2 separate regions of the Mus musculus genome follow, and region 2 is linked to region 1. Evidence: chromatin loops called from intact Hi-C (ENCODE). Cell type or tissue: heart. All regions are shown on one strand. Links, peaks and the distances in the headings refer to the core of each region. The heading gives the core; the rest is flanking DNA. Region 1 holds the start of Zfp212 (Zinc finger protein 212). Region 2 holds the start of Zfp777 (zinc finger protein 777).

What was found. Hi-C counts contacts between places; a loop is a spot of excess contacts. Peaks named below come from ENCODE experiments on the same cell type or tissue, not always from the same donor. Only the 100,000 strongest peaks of a DNase experiment are listed, where the experiment ranks them.
Region 2: a loop joins it to region 1, with 14 times the contacts of the local background. A loop is called at or near these places in 2 of 42 quality-filtered maps.

Annotation. Positions count from the first base shown.
Region 1 is chr6:47,914,988-47,924,588 of GRCm38, forward strand. Zfp212 (Zinc finger protein 212) reads left to right here and starts at 5,581. Exons shown (of 5, transcript NM_145576.2): 1 at 5,581-5,762. The coding sequence starts at 5,739. Gm52899 (a long non-coding RNA gene) reads right to left here. Exons shown (of 3, transcript XR_003956427.1): 3 at 7,455-8,141. In heart, for the core only: CTCF peaks have their summits at 5,541 and 5,743; a DNase peak (open chromatin) is centred at 5,704; H3K4me3 peaks cover 2,165 bases; H3K27ac peaks cover 1,407 bases.
Region 2 is chr6:48,044,132-48,053,732 of GRCm38, forward strand. It overlaps Zfp777 (zinc finger protein 777), which reads right to left and starts at 3,983. Exons shown (of 6, transcript NM_001081382.1): 1 at 3,855-3,983; 2 at 1-570. The coding sequence starts at 3,971. In heart, for the core only: a CTCF peak has its summit at 4,457; DNase peaks (open chromatin) are centred at 3,780 and 4,430; H3K4me3 peaks cover 2,612 bases; H3K27ac peaks cover 2,181 bases; H3K27me3 peaks cover 403 bases.

The DNA.
Region 1 (9,601 bases), core at 1,094-9,093:
GGTACTTTTTAAATATGTGAATGAGCCTCACTTCAATTCCTAGTACCTGGTTAGGGGTTGGGGAATAAAGGAAAAACTCAAGCAAAACCTAAGAGGAGCCTTTCCTAAAGTGGGGGAAGTTCTGAGCCCAGAGGAAGAGAGGCTTGCCAGGCTAATGGTATAAATGGGCTCTACAGAATACACACAGTAATAGAGGCACCTTGAGCCGACATACATTCAGTCTAGTATTTTTACTCACCTGGAAAGGCATGGTCTTCGTCTTATAGACATTAACAGGGGTGACTGAACAGGAAAGGTCTCAAAGGAGTAGGACTAAAGCCATTATCTATAAAGTTTCTTGAATTAAAAAAAAAAATTGCCTCTGCTGGGTGTGGTGACAGCCACTTTTAACCTTAGCAATCAGGAGGCAGAGGCAGGAGGATCTCTGCAAGTTTAAAGCCAGCCTGGTCCGTGGAGTGTGTTCTGGAATAGCCAGGACTATGAAGAGAGACCCTGTTTCAGAATTTAAAAAAAAAAAAAAAAAAAAGTCTAGGCAGAGGTATAACCACATACATATGCCAGTGCTACAACCATGCACAAAACAGAAAATGTAAAGGATAGAGTTATTAAAAGCATTATTTTAAACTTAAAATTATATTATCTAGAGGTGCATTCATGTACTCCCAGCCCTCAAGAGGCAGAGGCATGGAGATTAGGAGTTCAAGGACACCACAGCCACCACACAACAAAGAGGTATTCGTGGCTGCAGGTTATCACAACTACTCCCCAGGTGGCTGCCATCTTGCAGCATAGTCAAAAACTATTCTTCTAAAAATTAATTTTTGTCTGGGCTGCACAGTCTTCTCTGTTGGTAATATCCAAGTCTACATTCATACTCTACAGACACAGAGCTGAGAGGACACAAATCCCAACAGTGTGCATGTTCCTTACTTCACTAATAGTGCCACTGCTTGTAGTGACTGCAAGCCACATTCAAAGGTTTTTTTTGTTTGTTTGTTTGTTTGTTTGTTTTTAGCAGACAGAGCTTCTGAGAGACATTTTTCTTGGTGAGTTCCTTGCAGTACAAGGCTTTGCTCTTCCAAATATAAAAGCAAATCAGAAACCACATATTTTGTTTCTCAGTGTTTGCTCCATGCCAGCCACACAACTTTCACAAAGCACTTCACAGGAACGGCTTCACATTCTCAGTGGGAAGATAAAGGTAGCAACTCCAGAGAGAGCATGAGCCACACTGTCCTAGTCAGGGTTTTACTGCTGGGAGCAGACACCGTGACCAAGGCAAGTCTTATAAAAACAACATTTAATTGGGACTGACTTACAGGTTCAGAGGTTCAGTCCATTACCATCAAGGTGGGAGCATGGCCGTATCCAGGCAGGCATGGCGCATGCAGAGCTGAGAGTTCTATATCTTCATCCAAAGGTTGCTAGTGGAAGACTGACTTTCAGGCAACGAGGGTGAGGATCTTATGCCCACACCCACAGTGACACACCTACTCCAACACGGCCACACCTCCAAATGGTGCCACTCCCTGGCCCAAGAATATACAAACCATCACACACACTGTCTATATGTTTGTCTTTATGTGTATGTTTGTGTGCCTGCATGAGTTTATATGTAGGAGCCCTCAGAGGCCAGAAGAGGATGTCAGATCCCCTGGAACTGGAATACCAGGTAGTTATGAGCCACCATGTGGGTGCTGGTGTCTCTCTCCAGCATTTGTGCCTTTTTTAAAAAAAAATAATTTATTCTTTTTGAGACTGGGTTTCACTATATAGTTATGGCTGGTCTGGAACTAAGAGATCCACCTGCCTCTGCCTCCCAAGTGTTAGGGTTAAAGACATGTCACACACACACACACACACACACACACACGAGAGAGAGAGAGAGAGAGAGAGAGAGAGAGAGAGAGAGAGAGAGAGAGAGAGAGAGAATTTTTAAAGAAATAAGAAAAGCAAAGAGAAGAGAGGTAATTAATGTGGCCAAGCTGGGAAAAAGATTAAGGGGTCCAGTGAATTAACTCTGTTTTGGGGTTACTAACAGAATTTTTTGGCTTATATAAAATTGGAACAAGGGGTAAGAAAACATACATAATTGCCGAGTCCAGCATGGCCATGTAGGGGACAGTACAGAGGCAGCAGGGCATAGGCCTCCATGAGTGTTAATGGTTGCTGTGGGCATCAGGTTGGTTTGCATAATAGTGTACATATGTTTCACCTTCCTCCCTAGAGGACTGGCTTCTCTGCAAGGTTAATGATTCCATGATAATCAGAGATAGCACAAGTCCGGGAGGTGAGGGTGTGTCTGTCTCAGCAAAATGGTAGTGTTGTGCCTCGAGTTCACAGGAAACCCAAGAATTGCAAAGTCTGCTGCAATTCGAAAAAGAGTCCTTTATTTTCAAGTTCGAACTTGGTTCATCCACCTAGCACTCACTGTGTGAATGCTGGGAAGCAACCCTGTTTCCAGAAAACACTGGATTTATATTCATAAGAATAGTGTGAATATTTACAGGAAAGGGGAGTAGAGGGTGGGTATCTGTTCAAGGACTAATTTTATGGCCAGTCTGTCTGTGACCTGACCTCTGTCTATCTTGTTTTCTACGGTCTCCCTTGAGCTTGTTATTTCTCTAAGGTCTCCAGGAGTTTTGCTGCTTATCAGGAGGAGTGTTGAGTGCCATTCTAACACTAGGGGAGGGGGAGGGAGGATGGGAGTCTCTGATGGGGAACACAGAGGCAAACTGTCTCTAAAACACTGAAGTCTCTCTAGTACCAGTAATTTGGGGGTTACAACAGTAGAACACTGACTTTCAGGACAGCCCTTAAGGCTGTGGGGAAAATGCTGAAAACATGAGCACAAAAATATATAATACCTCAACTATGCAAAACATAGGATGCAATATGAATTATATAAGGATCTTCACAGATCTAAAGGAACAGAGTCAGCTGCACTATGAGCCATCTTGTCAGAAAGTCACAAAGACAAGCAGATACAAAGGTAGGTAGATTCCTGAGTTCAAGGTCAGTCTGGGACAAAGAAAATCTAGGTTCAGACCCAGGAGTGGTAGTGCAAGGGAAATGTTAGTGATCCCCCCAAAAATAGTCAGGAGCTGATCTGATGTAACTCACAGCAAGGTCTTTATTTGCGCTAGCTTCCCCCCCCCCTCCGTCAGCACACTGCCTTCACGAATATCTATCAAGGCAAGGCTTTATAGTAAGCAACAAGCAGGGGGTAAGTGTGCAAGTATCTAGTTGGAAAGCTGCTGTAGCCTTTAACATAATTGGCTGGTGCTGGGAGTCATATCATAAGCTTAATTTCTGCCCCCCTCTGCACTGGTCATTGTTAGGCAGGGGGTGTAACCTGGGGGTGCAGGTTTGTTGGGGGAATAACTTGGAGATGCTGGTCTTGTTGGGGATTAGCCTAGAGACAGGAGCTGGGCTCCGGTTTTGTTGGAGGGGCAACTTGGAAACTAATGCTAGAGAAGAGCCTGTTAGTTTACCTGAACTTAAACTTAGATCAGGTTCTCTAAAATGAGGTCTAAACTTAAAAGATTTGGCCTATTAGTAGGGATGGAAGTTTCAAGGCAGAGTTCTGGGTCCCACCCAGATATCTTATTGTCTGTGCTTGTGCTTGCTCTCTCTTTCTAGAAGAATTGAGGGGCTGGGGTCATTGGATGCCGATTCATGGGATAATAAAAAGGGAGCGACTGAATTGATAGGTAAATAAAAAACTGGGTTTTTGATCTGCAAGTGATGAGCTATCCAGAGAGTTTTTAGACTAGCAAGAAAAAGCTGTCTCAAGCAGAGAAGAACACAGGGAGTGTTCTGAAAAGCTGTCTTGAACACATAGAGAGGTCTGGAAAGCCATCCACAGCAGAACATAGGCCGTCAGCTTGGACCCACAATTTGACTTTGAGTCATTTGTTTCACTGTTCCCAGACACTCCTCCACTCAGAACACCTCTCCAAGCTGAGGCTAGTCCTTGTCACGTAATTAAGCTGTCTTGGTCAATAAATGGTCTAGATGATCGCTGTCCCAGTTCTGATTCTGTGAAGTGATTAGAAGTCCTTCTTGCTGCCATTGAATTGCTTAAGAGGATCCATCTGGTTCTTACAAGATGAGGTCTGCTCCAGGGTACAGCTTCACACACAAGGATAATTGCCCTTATCTGAGACATGATCTATCCTTTACACTCTGCTCTTCCAGGGATTCAAGGTGACTGCTGGTTCAGGACAATGACTTACCTCTGCCTTCAGCTTGAAAGGGGATGAGATGGGACAAGTAGACACACTCAACTGATTGACACGGTTATGGAGTCAAGCAGGAATTTGATCCAAACAAAGGCAACAAACAAAGATAAAATGAAGGCACAGACACACCCAGACTGCTGTGGGGGGCTTAAATGAGTCAGCGCTTTTAAAAAAATTATTATTATTTTAATATAAATGTAGGTTTTTAAGTGCCTGTTAAAACAGATGCTGAGAATTTTTTTTTTCAGCAGGCCATCGGCTTGGGTTCTAGAGAAAGTTGTTAGTTGTAGTCAGTGTAGACAGGGATCATTTGCAGAAAAATGAAGAAGGGACCAGTCTAGTGAGAGTACTTGAATTCTTAGAGGAAGCTATTCACACTTAGTGGAAACTCATGTCATTCTCACTCAGCATGTCCAGGACAATGTAATGGAAATGAGGCATTTGAGTACTGCAAGTACTGGGTTTGGGGGTGTTGTTTGGATCAATGTCTCTTTAGATATTTCTGGCTAGTCAAAAACTCACTATATAGCTGAGGCTGGCCTCAAACACCTGAGCGCTGGGGTGGTAATGATGTGGCCAGATGTTTCCAAGCCAGAATGCAGAACACATTGCCTCTAATACCCTGGCACCCTGGCATGAGGACTAGGTTATTTATTTAGTTTTTTTGAGACAGGGTTTCTAGCCCTGGCACTCACTCTGTAGACCAGGCTGGCCTCGAACTCAGAAACCCATCCACCTCTGCCTCGCAAGTGCTGGGATTAAAGGCATGAGCCATCACTGCCCGGTGAGGACTAGGTTAATTATTTGTGATTAAGGCTATCTTGAATTCTGCAATGCAAGTGATTACCATAATTAACACTCTATAATGGATTGACCAGAAAAAGCCAAGTCATAGGTGAGCATGGAAGAAAATCACTTGCCTATGAGAATTCACCTTTTCTTTAGCTTCAGCTGTGTTCTTCCCTCACAGAAAAGGGTGTACACATTTGTACACATTTTTTAAAAATTATTTTTATTTTTGACAATTGCATGCAAGTCCAGAACGTATGGTGTTCACATCCACCCCCATTAGCCTCCTTTTCTACTAGTCCCCACGCTCTCCTCCCTACGCCTTTCTCTCTCTCTCTCTCCTTCCCGCGCCTTTTTAAACTTGCACATATTTGAATCTCTTAAAGCATTTCGCGGAGTGCAGGACTCAAATTCAGAAAATGCTCTTGATTTTGAGAATCCTTACGCTTACACCCCACACTCAATGACTGAATTTCCAGGCTGCTGTTCCCCTTCCAGGAGCACAGTGGCGCAACAGAAATACCGCGCGGTAGGAGGAGCCGCTGCCGCTCTTCTTGGGGGTGGGGAGCGCTCCCAGAATGCACCTTGTATCAACACGGCGGCGGCGGCGGCGGCGGCGGCTTCCAGGAGGGTGAGGACGTCTGGCGGAGCGGCGTACAGTTCGAGCAGTATCCCGCCAGTCGGTGTTGTGGGGCGACTGCGACCATGGCGGAGTCGACGCCTACTCGGGTAAGGTGCTCCGGCCGGCTCGGGAGGGCCTTGGGGGAGACAGCGCCCTGCCCGGGGCGGGGCTTGAGGCGCTCGGTCGCAGGCTTGGTTTCCTCCGCGGCCGTTGGCGCCGGCGGATGCTGACTTCCCTCCCGGTACCCTCGCCCTCCGCCCGCCCGCCCGCTCGCTTGCTCCCTGGGTCCTTCTGCGTCAGGCTCAGAGCCCGGATGCTCTGCGTCTTTCCGCAGAAACTTCTGCGAGGCTTTTTGAATTGTTTGTGACTGCGCCCACATATTTTCCTGCTTCGTGCCAACTAGGGACTCGTTTTCTGAGTTGGAGTGAAGGCGCGGGATAAAACCCTGGGTTTGGGTTGTTGCCTTTGAGCTCAGCTACGGAAGACCCCAGGACTTAGGGCTTCTCTCCGACCAGTGGGGCTCTGCTCCGGTTGCCATGTTCTGCCATAGCTATCTGTACTGAGTTTGCAGCCACAGGTTGAAGCCTTCTCTCCTTGGGGACTGGTGTATTTGCTGTTTTTGTTTGTTTGCTTGCTTGTTTTTTGTTTTGTTTTGTTTTTACAAAACTGTGGGTGCGCATTGTTATCCGCTTACCGCCTCTTCCAGCTGTCTCTCTTTTCAGAGAATGTGAAGACACTGAAAATTGGTTTGAGGAATATCTTCCGTAACTCAGCGTTCATCTATCTATATATTCAGTGCATGGTCTTCGGAAGGCAGTCTATGCTCACTTCTCTAGGCCTTTGTCTCCTTAACTTGAATTGAGAATGTTGAGTTCCTTGTAAGCATTTTTACGTTTTTTTTTTTCTGGCTCCAGTCTCCTCATACTGTGTCACAGTAGAGGTTAACATAGGAAAATAGGATAGATGGACCTGAACTGGCTTTTCACTGTTGAGACAGAGCCTCACAGGCTGTCCTTAAGCTGATGACAATCTTCCCGACTCAGCCTCCCCAGTGCTAAGTTTACAGGTGTAAGTCATTCTGCTGGGGTTTGTTTGGTAGTGGTTGTGCTTTGAGGCAAACTCTCATGTGCCCCAGCCTAGCCTATCTGAGAATGACTGTAAACTCCTACCTCTGACTCCCAACTTGCAGATATTACAGGCATAAGTATTTTTCTTGTCTTTTTGTTTTGTTTAGTTTTTGTTTTTTAATCTTTCAAAATAAGGTCTTACTTTGTGCCCTGGCTGCCTGGAACCAGTTAGGTAGACCAGGCTGGCTCTGAACTTGGAGCAATCCTACTTGTGCATCCAGGTGTAAATAAGAGACCAGGAGTTAAACAGACCCCCTGCAGGGTAAGCAGATAGGGAGAGAGGCCTTGGCTAGGCAGACAGATTTCCAAGATGGACATTATCTTCCTGATGCTCCTGACTTGAGGCAAGACTGGCAGCTTAAAGCAAAGGCTTTTTAGTCTTTTGTCTCCCACCAGCAGGTCCCCTGCTGATGGACTAGCTCTACAAGTTCATGGCCTATTGCACAACAACTATGAGCAATCAGCCATCTTCACCTGAACAGCTCTAAATTAGAGGATGAAGCTCCAGCCTCCCAGATCTGGTAGCTTCCTGAGTTCCCCCTCCCCTGCTTTGCAGAATATCTTTTTCTCTGTCTGCTGCATATGTGTTTCCTCACTCCCAGGAAACACTTTTCTTCAACTGTGGATTCTGTCAGTAGTGTTTGAGATTTTTTTTTTTTTTTTTTTGATGGTACCTGGGGGGCTTGAGTTTTTCCCGCCTTTTAATTCTTTAACTGGCAGAGAAAACAAACACTGTCCAGACCCCTAGAAGTGTCTCATTTCCAGACTCCTGGACAGTACCAGTGGGCGGCCTATCGTTGTGCATCTTGGCTTTTTGGGTCCAGAAATACTTTGGGAATCCTGAGATCTTTTCGTGAAAAAGAGATGCAGTAAAATTTGTGTTGAGAGTTTTGCCTTGATTGAAATTCACTATGCTTATTCTAGGAAGTGGGTAAGAACTAATTAGAATGGATGGACTGGAGGATTTTCTGTGTTTCTTCTCAAGGAGTTACCACTTCACAGAAAACATGACTCTGGTGCTTATGGTGTTTCTGCACCTGGCTCCCTTGAGACCCAGATGCAGCCTGTAAAATAAGTGTTTTCTCTAGGTAGGTTCCTATTAGCACTAAAGTGAAGTGAGAAAGCCAACCCACTCCTTTCCTGGCCGTGCCCAGCCTAGTGATCACCAACAGAGCTCACTGAGAGGAAGCAGGAAAGGTCCACCAAGATCTCAGACTACACTTGAACTTAATCGTCCTGACATTGTAGAATTTATTTCAACTGTTTTTGAACATATTTTGAAAATATTTGTATTCTCACACATCTCTTCTGTTGAAGATTCTGTTTTGCTTGGCCACATACATGTCCTGGTAATAACAACTAAAAATAAAAAAATAAAAAATACTGAGAAAAGCTGTGTAAATAATATTTGAAATTTATAGTAAATCATAAACCCATCATTTTATGCAACAGTTCAAAAGTAGTATAAACAATACTTAAAAACCCAAAAAACAGAAAGTGGGAACTCTTAAAATATGAACAGAGGCTGGGCGGTGGTGGCACACGCCTTTAATCCCAGCACTTGGGAGGGGCAGAGGCAGGCAGATTTCTGAGTTCGAGGCCAGCCTGGTCTACAGCGTGAGTTCCAGGATAGCTAGGGCTATACAGAGAAACCCTGTCTCGAAGAAGAAAAAAATAAGTCCTTTGAAAGATTTCATAAACATCAAATGTGATTGTTAAACAAATGTTCTCAAAGTTGGCTTCACAACTCTCTTCATTTCTTGGGTTCCTTTTGGTTTTGGTTTTTTGAGACAGGGTTTCTCTTATAGAGAAACTGTAAGAATGAGTCAGGGCTTCACTACATAACTCTGGCTGTCCAGGAATTCAATATGTAGACCAGGCTGGCCTTGAACTCACAGAGATCTTCCTGGCTCTGCCTCCCAAGTGCTAGGATTAAATGCCTGGTTGAATAGGACAGTAATTTGTTGAGTTAATGACAAGTAATTAAACTACATGACAGCATTGATGTAGAAGCTCAGGAGAAGAGATTGGAGTTAAGAAGTCTAGTGGCCTTTGTACATATACTTTTTATAATTTCTAGGATGATTGCTAAAGACTAGAAAGTCAGTTACAATAAATATAATTGAGTTAAAAGGCAAAGATTGCCAGGACAGGAAAAATCCAGCCTTCTGGCTTATAGTAAATACAGCAAAAGATGTCTATGCAAATGCTGAACTATAAAAGGATATGAGAACAATTGTCAAAACAATACAATTAAAAGAAGCTTGGCTAAGAAGTGTATTGTAGCTAGAGGTCCAATGTATTTCTCTACTTATAATGGAAAAAGATTCAGTTCTCCATCTTGAAATGACATCTTTAAACTAGTTTGAGGCTAATTACATAGCTTCAGGTAGATTTAAAAATTGACAATCAAAACTCATTATTATAGAATATTCAAATATAGCATTTATTTAGCAGAAAAAGACTTTAGTGTCTTTTTCTGGGTATTATTGTTCGCCCATTAGAACCCATGGAGAGGACCGAGATATTCTGCCTCATTCGTTGTAGTTGTCCCTAATTACAAGGACTGTCAAGGCTTGAAATGAAGCTAGTATGAACAACTAACTGAGTTTTAATTTAGCTAGTCATGATGGCTGTGTCTTTAATCCCAGAATTTGGGAGGCAGAACAGATGGATCACTCTGAGTTCAAGATCTGTCTGCTCTATATTGTGTGTTCCAGGACAGCTACAGATGTATAGCAAGACCTTGTCTCAAAAAAGAAAAGGGAAAACCTTCCCCAAAATGGGACTGGGGTAGTGAGCTGGGGAAAGGCTATGCT
Region 2 (9,601 bases), core at 1,152-9,151, 130 kb after region 1:
CAATCGAGTGATCTCTGCAGTGGGCAGTGGCTGTTCTTTCTGGGCGGCAGAAGAGGTATGGAAGGGAGTGTCCTTTTGCAAAGTGGGACTCTGGAGCAAGGGGTCCATGTCGGTCTCGGGAACTGTGGGTGAGAGAGTCAGCGAGTCTTTCTCAGGAACCTCAGGAGAGTGGAGTGGAGCTTCCTGACGGTGGGCGGAGTGCGAGAGGAAGGGGATCCCCTGAGCAGCTGCTGAAGGAGAGCACTGGGTTTCTTCCTGGGAAGCAAGGGATACCTGGTGAGGTGTGTCTTGCTCAGAAGTGGCAGGATACAGGAGTGAAGGTCCTTTCTGAAGAACATGTGACATCTGGCTGGATGTCTCTTGCTTAGTAGTACTGTCAGTCTGGGGCAAGACACCTTGCCGGGAGGCAGTGGGAGACAAAGGAGGAACTTCTTTTGGAGGAAGAATGCAAGAAGGGAACACAGTTTCTCTAGGGAGTCGAGCAGGGGCCTGACGCACAGACTCTTCGTGTGGGACACTGGAGAATGACAGTGGTGACGAGCGATCGTCCTCCATGTCCAGCTGCTGGACCTGTGTTCAAGGAGAGAAGGAAAGACAGGATTGAAGGTCACAGTCTCCAGATGGCAAAACAATCCAAGAGACAAGCGTTCACACTAAAAGGTTCTCAGTTTTGGAAGCAAGAAGACACATTCCAAAAGAGCAAATCTCTTCCAAAAGTGTCACTGATCTAGACATCGATGATACTCTATTAGGAACAACACATAAAAGATGGTTACGCTACCTTCTGTTTTCTACAGAGCCATATTTCCCCTACATTTCAAAAGTGATGAATGGCGTGTAGGAGGTGAAGGGGACTGAGAAGAAATCAGAACGCTCAGCTGGTGGCTCTGTTAATACCTATTGCTGCCCTGCTCTCTATAGCCTGCTCACGTGACTCCTGCCTTCGTGTGTCTGCAAAGGTCTGCAAAGGCTGGATGGACTTGGGGTACTGCAACTGGCTTTTGTTACTAGTAACGGACAGTGAGACATGGTGACGGCTAACACCGGCAATTCAGCCTCCTCAGGAGCCCAGGTCTCCTAGGTAGATGGTTCACTGGGACAGGTGTACATTGCTGGGCTGGGCTCCCTCATTGTGGTTCTTGAGGTAGGGACTAGGAAGAAAGGCCTGTGGTGATTGACGCCATGAGACATTAACCTAGTTTTGAGTATGACAAGAGTGTTGGGGACTAGAAGCAGAAGAAAGATGTGTTTTCTTTTGGCACTCTGGTCCCCATCTTGATATCTATGTTAAAATCTTAAACCACCATGGAGGTGACGCCACACTCTTCTGTCAGTACCCAGTTCATTTTCCTAGCCATTCAATACCTTTACTGGATCTGAGCGGAATTTTTCCATGACAATTTTTGTTCTTTTCTTCATAATATTCCTTCAAGGAATCTGTTCAGCTTCTATGCTCTCTATGAGTGCTCTGTAAGGAAGGTAATTAAAACTTGTTTTCTTCACTCGGAAATTAGCATAAGCCTTATGTTCAGTCTTATTGTGTGTGCTCAGTAAATGCCTACTGAGAAAGATAGGTATCAAGGTTATGAGGTATGAGGTTCCTTTTGTCATCTATCAGAGAATTATCTAAACCCACTTCATACCTTCCATAGCTATTTTTCTTAGTTTGTTCATTGATTCACATACAGGTGACTCAGAAAAGCAGCATCCTACTTTTAAGGCTAGGACTGGAGATTTTGAGTCCTGGTCCAGGAAAGACCTTTGAGAAAGCATGAGCAATACTCTGTTATACGGGGGCTCATTAGCAGAGTAAATATGTAGGATTTATTATGTGCCATAAACTGTGTTAAGCATTTTCAAGGATTATCTCATTTAAGCCTCACAAAACCTGATGAAATTCTACTACTAGAATTATTAGCCACATTTAGCCTATGAAAACACTGAAAATAGGAGAGGTTCTATCTACCTTGCCTCAGGTAACACAGACTCCAGAGAGTGTAGGTGACCTCTAGGCCTCAATTATAGACAGAGGCAGCTGATAGGTTTGAGTCCTGAGTCAAAGGCTTGGTGATTAAAAACACCTATGGGAGGCTTACTACAGGCATTCATGTTGGGATGCAGGGCCCTATCCCTTAAAGACATACAGTTTATGGTAGTGCCAAGAGCCCCATAGGAAACCTAATGCAAATTATGAGGTCTCAAAATACATACAAATACAAAATTCTGCAAACCCTGAAAGAGTTCAAAGACCCCTTTACTCTCAACCCTTCACTATTAAGTTGGTAGCATACTAGACAGCCCCCTTAGGTGGAAGCCTCAACCACACAGCTAAAGGAACCAAGAGCCAACACAATGGGCATATTAAGGCAGTCTGCCTGAGGGAGGACTAGGGGATCTGCTTATAATTAGTGGGAAGAGGGAAAAGAATACCTGGAGGGCAGGTTAGGTGCCAAACAGAGTTTTACCTGGGACAAGAAAAAAAAAAAAAGCCAGCAGGACAAGACATCTTTACTAACCACCTGAATCAGACAGAGCTCAAAGGAAAATGGTTTTTTTTTCCTTCTCCATTTAGGGATTTGGAATACTGGAAAGGGGTGAAGGGTCATAAGGTATAGCCCCCCCCCCCCCCAAGTCCTGATACAATGTCATCAGCTCCAGCAAACCTGTGGCTTGACCTTACCCTCAAGCAAAGACAGCTAAATCGAATAAGCTCAAATTCTCAAGCTGCTACCTGCTAGCAGGAGAGGAACGTTAGAATTCCTCTGCGCCACATTTCACAGCTTCTACCTGTCTCTCTTTCCTCCCCACCCTTGTGTGGTAAATGATTAGGGGCTCCAGGATCCATGCCAACATACTAGAAACATGCATAACGACACACATCTGACTTTTTACAAAAGCTGTGCCATTTTCTTACATGACCCAGGATGGTTCACTCAGAATTACATGCCATGAAGACCTAAGCCCAGAGGTAAGAATGTTTAAAAAAAAATCTTCATTTTATTTCCCAGGTGTTTTGTTATTGTTATTTTAAGAACTGCGAGGTTTTTAGGAAGCCATCTATCCTATCTCTTCCAGTATACATGGAAACAGGTTCAAAGGCACGGACTCCCATGCAGCAAACCCGCCTAGCACAGCCAGGGTGCCTCAGAGAGCACGTTGGGTGGGAGGGCGTTTAATTATTGAATGGCCCTCGGAAGAACATCAACCTCTTAGGCTCTCATTCGCCAGACCCCATTTATCCGTACCCCAAGTTTGACTCGGGGTGCTCCTGACGCAGAGGCTATGGATCACACTGCTCCCCACACCGGAGTCGCTGGGCTGGGCGCTGCCCGGCCTTCCCCTCCTCCCCCGACGGGCCGCAGCCAGTGCTCGGCTAGCCCAGGCCGCCCACCCTGGCGAAGCCGCCGCCAGCGCCACCCCTCCCCGTCCAGGCCCGCGGCACGCTGGGCAGGCCTCTACGGGACTGCGGGCACCTAGCCCGGGCCGACTCGCTACGTGACCTTGGGGCAGGCAGGGCAGGTCGCCGCCGGGTGTCCGTGCCTCAGTGTCTCCGCTCTGCGAAATGGGAGAGCCGCGTCAGCACCGCGCCCAGGCCGGGAGCCGTTCCGCGGGGCCGAGCTCTGCGGAAAACGTGCCGCTGGCCACCCCGACGGACGCAGCGCCGGCTCCGCAGCCAGGGAGCGAGCGCGCCGCCCGCGCCCCACCTCGGGCCGCGTGTCCGGGAGCCGTGCGGCCGCGCAGCCTCGCACGGACGGCCGCCGCTCCCGCCCGCCCCGGCCGTCCTCCCCCCCAGGGGGCGCGCGAGCCCGCCAGGGCGCCCCCTCCCCGCTAACGTCGCCGCGCCCGGCCCTTACCGAGACCCCAGGCCGGGCCACCGAGCCCGGAGCACGCAGGCTGTCCCCGGGGCCCCGAGGCCGCGCGTCCGTGCGCGCGCGGGCTGCCCTCCCCCGAGCCGGGGCCGCCTCGGCCATGGCCCCGCGCCGCCCGGCCCGCGCCGTGCGAGTCCCCGCCGCCGCCGCCGCCGCCGCGCGCAGCCCCACGCAGGCCCGGCGCCGTGGGCGGGCTGGCAGTGCGGCGCGGCCTGGCCTCACCCGCCGGGGCTGCGCGGCCGTCGGGCCCCGGCCTGCTCGGGGCTGTGCTCGGCGGGCGGGCGCGGGCGGCGGTGGCGGCGGTGGCGGCGTCGGAGCGCGGCTGTGCGGGCTGCGCCCGGGCGGCGAGCTGGGCCCCAGCGCTCTGCGGCCGCCCCCGGCGCGCTCGCCCGCCCCGAGCGGCCGACGCTGCGACCCCGGCTGCGGCCCGGGTCCCGGCTGCGAGCTGCGCGGCCGTCCCGGCGCCTCTTCAGCAGGGGAGCTGCACCGCAGCTGCCATGTTGCTACAAACTGCATCCTGGGAGGCATGTCCCTCTCAGGCGTTTCAAGAGGAGCGCTCGGAGGCTCGTCGGAGGCGGCCGGAACCCAGACAGCTCCATCTACAGCCGGTAGGAGCGAACAGTGAGGCGCGGGCCGCCTCGGCGCCGGACACGCCCTGAGCCCGTCGCGGCTCCCGGTCCCTCGCGGCTCACCTGGCGTCTTGGCGGCCCGGCGCCCTCGGGCCAGGCCGCGGCGGGCAGCGGCGGGCAGCGGCGGCGGCGGAGGCGGCGGAGCGGAATCCCGGGCGCGCGGCGCGCTGGGTCTGGAGGCGGGCCGATGGGCTCCGACAGCCTTCCGCCCGCGGCCGCCTGCGCGTCTCAAACCCAGAACCCGGTCGTTGGCTTTCAAAACCTGCGCTCACAAAGGGATCGGAGAGAGCCGTCACACCACAGAAAGCCGGAGTTCATGTGACCAGCGCAGTGCAGCCCGGGTTCCAGGGACGCGGGCTGTGGATCCAAGGGGAGCGAGGGGTGGGGGTGGGAGTGCTTTGTGAAAAGCCTCAGTGTTGTTTTCGGCCAGAAAGGACAGAATTCCTGGAATCTTTGAGGGCACGGGTTGGAAGGGGCTAGACGGGCTACTTAGGAGGAAACTGAGGCCGAGCCGGGAGTGGCTTGCTGATCCCAAGTTGCAGTTTTCGCCCCCTTGTACTCTTTCCAACCATGAGAGAGAACCCTCTTTCCTGGACAGGTTCAGTGAATCGCACGTTTACTGAATTTGCAGGAGCTGCCAAGATTTGGGAATGGAATGAAAAAAGAAAAATAAGTCTGAGCAGGTGTCCTGGTTACAGTTAGGGATGAATGAACCCCAACTGGAACCTAGAGGAAAAGCCAGAATAATTTTTTCACTTCATAGAACCCCGGGGGTGTCTGGGTTGGAGCTTGTCTTAGAAGGCAACCGGGCAATATGAAGCTCTCAGTAAAAAAACGGAGACCACCAGGCCAAGGACATCTCATTTATTCGTGAAGTGTCACGTGCTCCCCCCCAATATGTCTATGAATTGCGTATCATGTGTGCATACACAGGCAGTGCACACTACTGGCTTTCCTATTCTTGAAGTTTTACATAAGTTGTATTTATTCAGCCCATATCCTGTTGCAACTTTTTGTTATCTGGGTGGATACAGTATGTGTAAACAAGTCTATCTACCTGGTCTATTCATTCTAACCCCTATATAGTATTTCATTATCCTTCGGGGGAAATGAATCCAAACCTGCTGCCAGGATGCCACATATACATCACAGACATACATAGCGCATTGTGCTGTTCACCAGCTCTAGAATAGAGTATCTTCAACTTTCCCAGGCTTTAACTGCTCAGCAGAGACGGTGCCCACATACCCTACCACCATGCATAACTTCCTGTTTTCATGTCCTGGCCAACATTTCCTGGTAAGGGACTTAGAAAGTTTGTCAAAAAGTTGAGAAATGCAACTCCTTATTCTTATTGACATATATTTATGTTGCCATCATTAAAGAAGTTGATTGCTTTTTAAAATCTGCTGCAGTAATGTTAGTTTTCTTACCCTGCAAGGCTCTCTTCATAGTCTGTACCTGCGCTGTTGGATAGCTTTTCTTCCATTGGTTTATAGTGTTTTATAAAAAACACACTCTGGTTATTAATCCTATCACCCACCAAACATTTTTTCTGTGGGGGGGGGTGTTTGTTTTGTTTTGTTTTGTTTTTTTGTTTTTCGAGACAGGGTTTCTCTGTATTGCCCTGGTTGTCTTGGAGCTCACTTTGTAGACCAGGCTGGCCTCGAACTCAGAAATCCACCTGCCTCTGCCTCCTGAATGCTGGGATTAAAGGCGTGTGCCACCACACCCGGCTAACCACCAAACATTTACTGTAACAACTGATGCAGTTGCAGTTATTATTTACTTAATGCATTACTGAGACTGGGAATTGAACTAGGGCTTCTTGCATGCTAGAGTACAGCTGTACCACTGAGCTACAGCCCCAGCCCTTTTTTTTAATTTATTTACATGTATTTATTTACTTATTTATGTGTGAGTTGTGGGGGTGGGGTGTGGTCATCCATACGCTATGAGCGCCTGTAGAGATCGGAGGGCAACTTCAAGGTTCTCCCCTTTCAACATGTGAATTCCTGGGATTGAGCTCTTAGTGAAGTACAGTATGGCATGTCAACATTTCAGTATGTCTATACAGCATAGGTAAGGACAACTGGCTTATTCATTAGTTCAAACTGTTACCATTTCTTAGTGTTTGGATTACCCAAGATCCTCTTGGTTAAGGCGTCAGGCATGCTAGGCAAGCACTTCACTACTGAGCACCCCAGCCCTTCCAATAAACCATAGCCACGGTGTGCTTTTTCCGAGACAGGGTTTCTCTGTATAGCCCTGGCTGTCCTGGAACTCACTTTGTAGACCAGGCTGGCCTTGAACTCAGAAATCCTCCTGCCTCTGCCTCCCGAGTGCTGGGATTAAAGGCGTGCACCACCATGCCCGGCTTAAAATGTATATCCCAGGCTGGCCTCGAACTGCCTTTGCCTCCTTCAGCAAATCCTACCGGCATGTGCCACCACTACCTGCCATCTTCTACTTCTTATGGATATTCAAATCTCTCTCTCTCTCTCTCTCTCTCTCTCTCTCTCTCTCTCTCAACAGTCTGATCATTTAATAGATTTCCTCATATTATTATGGTGACCACCAACCATAAAATTATTTTTGTTGCTAAGTCATGACTATAATTTTGCTACTATTATGAATCATGTTTTCTGTGAAACTTAGGTGACCCCTGTGAAAAGGTCATTCAATCCCCAGAGGGGTCAGGAGTCACAGGTTGAGAACTGCCCGCTAGCAATGCAACAAGGCTGAGGAACATTTTCTTGATGATTGATGTGGGTGGTGCCATTTCTGGGCAGGTGGTCTTAGGCTGTGTAAGAAAACAGACTGAGCAAGCCAGTAAGCAGAAGTTCTCTGTTTCAGTTGTCACCTCCAGGTTCCTACCTTGAGTTCCTGCCCCGGCTTCCTTTCATGAGGTGCTGTTACAGGGTATAAACCAAATAAACCGTTTTGTTCCCAAGTTTCTTTTTGTCATGGTGTTTATCACAGCAGTTAAAAAAACAAACAAACTAGAACCGTCTTGCTATGTAGTCCATCCCTGGTATCAAACCCAACATCTTTCTGCCTCTGCCTCCTGAGTGCTCTGGTTTGTAAGTAAGTACACCACCATCACAGCCACCACACAATCATCCAGCTATGTTTCCCCTGCCCCCTCTGGTTTTTCGAGACAGGGTTTCTCTGTGTAGCCCTGGCTGTCCTGAAACTCACTTTGTAGACCAGGCTGGCCTCGAACTCAAGTTCTGTCTGCCTCTGCCTCCCAAGCACTGGGACACAGGGAGTGCATCACTACTCAGCAGTATGCCTTTCATTTTAACAGCCTGCTTTGCATTAGTTATTCTACCTCACAGGGGCTGGAGAGGTGGCTCAGCCTTTAAGAGTACTTGCTGCTCTTGCAGAGGCTCTTTTAAAAAGATAGATATCTGGGGCTAGGAAGGAAGTCATTTGCTCCCAAGCCTGGTTGGTGAGTGTAGTTTGATCCCTGGGACCCATGCGGTGGAAGGAGAGAACCAGCCCCCACAGGTTAACCTCTGACCTCCACACATGACTACTGGCACTCCCCCAGCCCCATCACAAAATAAATACATGTGGAAAAGTCTAGAAAATTGTATCTCTACAGATTTTTTTTTTGCCATTATTCCCCAAACAATACTGTATAACAAGTATTTTCAGGTTATTTGCTTGTGCTAGATATGAGCCTGAGCATCCATGGGCTTTTGGTATGCACGGGTGTGTGTGTGTGTGTGTGTGTGTGTGTGTGTGTGTGTCCTGAAATCAGTCATCCTCGGTGTCTGTCACGGTGCTGTGCTCTCTTTAGCCTTGGGGATTCACCAGGGCCTTGGACTGTATTCCACTTCACATCTCGCAGGAGTGTACGTTTCTCTGTATTTTGTGTCTTGCAATGGCGTATTGAATTGTTTCTGTAATTGTATGCATTCTTAGTATTTCTCCCCTCAAGATTACCAACATGAATTTCATATATTCTATAATCACATATAATTTTGTTGTGAACTTCCCATAGAAAAAATTGCTTTAGTCTGTGTCCAAACTGCCCTGAACTGGTCTGATCTCAGAAGCTGAGCTGGGTCAGGCCTGGTTAATACTTGGATGGAAGGATTGCTTCCCCCAAACAATATTAAATATTTTACATTTTTGTCAATAAATGGCTATTCTCTTTACACAATTTTTTGTTTGTTTGTTTTTTGTTTGTTTGGTTTTGAGACAGGTCCCACTGTGTATCTCTGTCTACCCTGGAACTTAATATGTAGACCATGCTGGTCTTGAACTCAGAGAGCTGCTTGCCTTCACTAAGATTGAAGGCATCCACAACATGCCTGGTTACAAAACTGTTCATACAGTCAGGATATAGCTGGGTGGTAGAATGTTTGCTTAGCACGTAAAAGGCTCCAAGTCAAATTCTCAGTACCCCCCCAACTATATATAATTATATATGTAATTTTATTATTTACTTTTTAGTGCAATGGGATTTGAAATGTGTTTTGCTTTGTAGCTGTGCTGGTCCTTTATTTTTTTGAGGCTGGGTTCATGTAGGCTGGCTTGGAATGATTATAGGTGTATACCACCACATCCAGTCTCATTTTGTAAGTGACTGAAAAGAAAATCTCCTGATTAAAAACTATGCCTTTCAAGATTCTTATAGCCTTACTACTTTATCAGTTACTGAAGTAAGTATGTGAAAATATTTCATTTTTTCCTCATAGTTCTGTAATCTTTTGCTTTATATATTTTTGAGGCCATGTTGGATACATTAAACTTATTTTTCCTTTGCTAATGTCACCTTTTATAGCCTAGAAATTAGAGCCTCTGGCATCAAAACCTGCTTTATCTAGTGGTGTTAGTACATGTTAGCTGTCTTCTTTCCTCATCCTCAGATTTTACATTTTAGAACTAGCTCTGTAGTCTAGGTTGACCTCACAGAGACCGGCTGGGATTAAAGTCATGTGCCATCACCCCCTGGCAGCTAGTGGTGGCAGCGGCTCCTTCCCCTCTTCCTCCCCCTTTTCCTCCTCCTCCTCCATCTTCCTTCTTTCTTTTTTCCCTCTTCTTTCTTCTTTAAGACAGTGTCACTATGTACCCTAGGCTGCCTGGGGC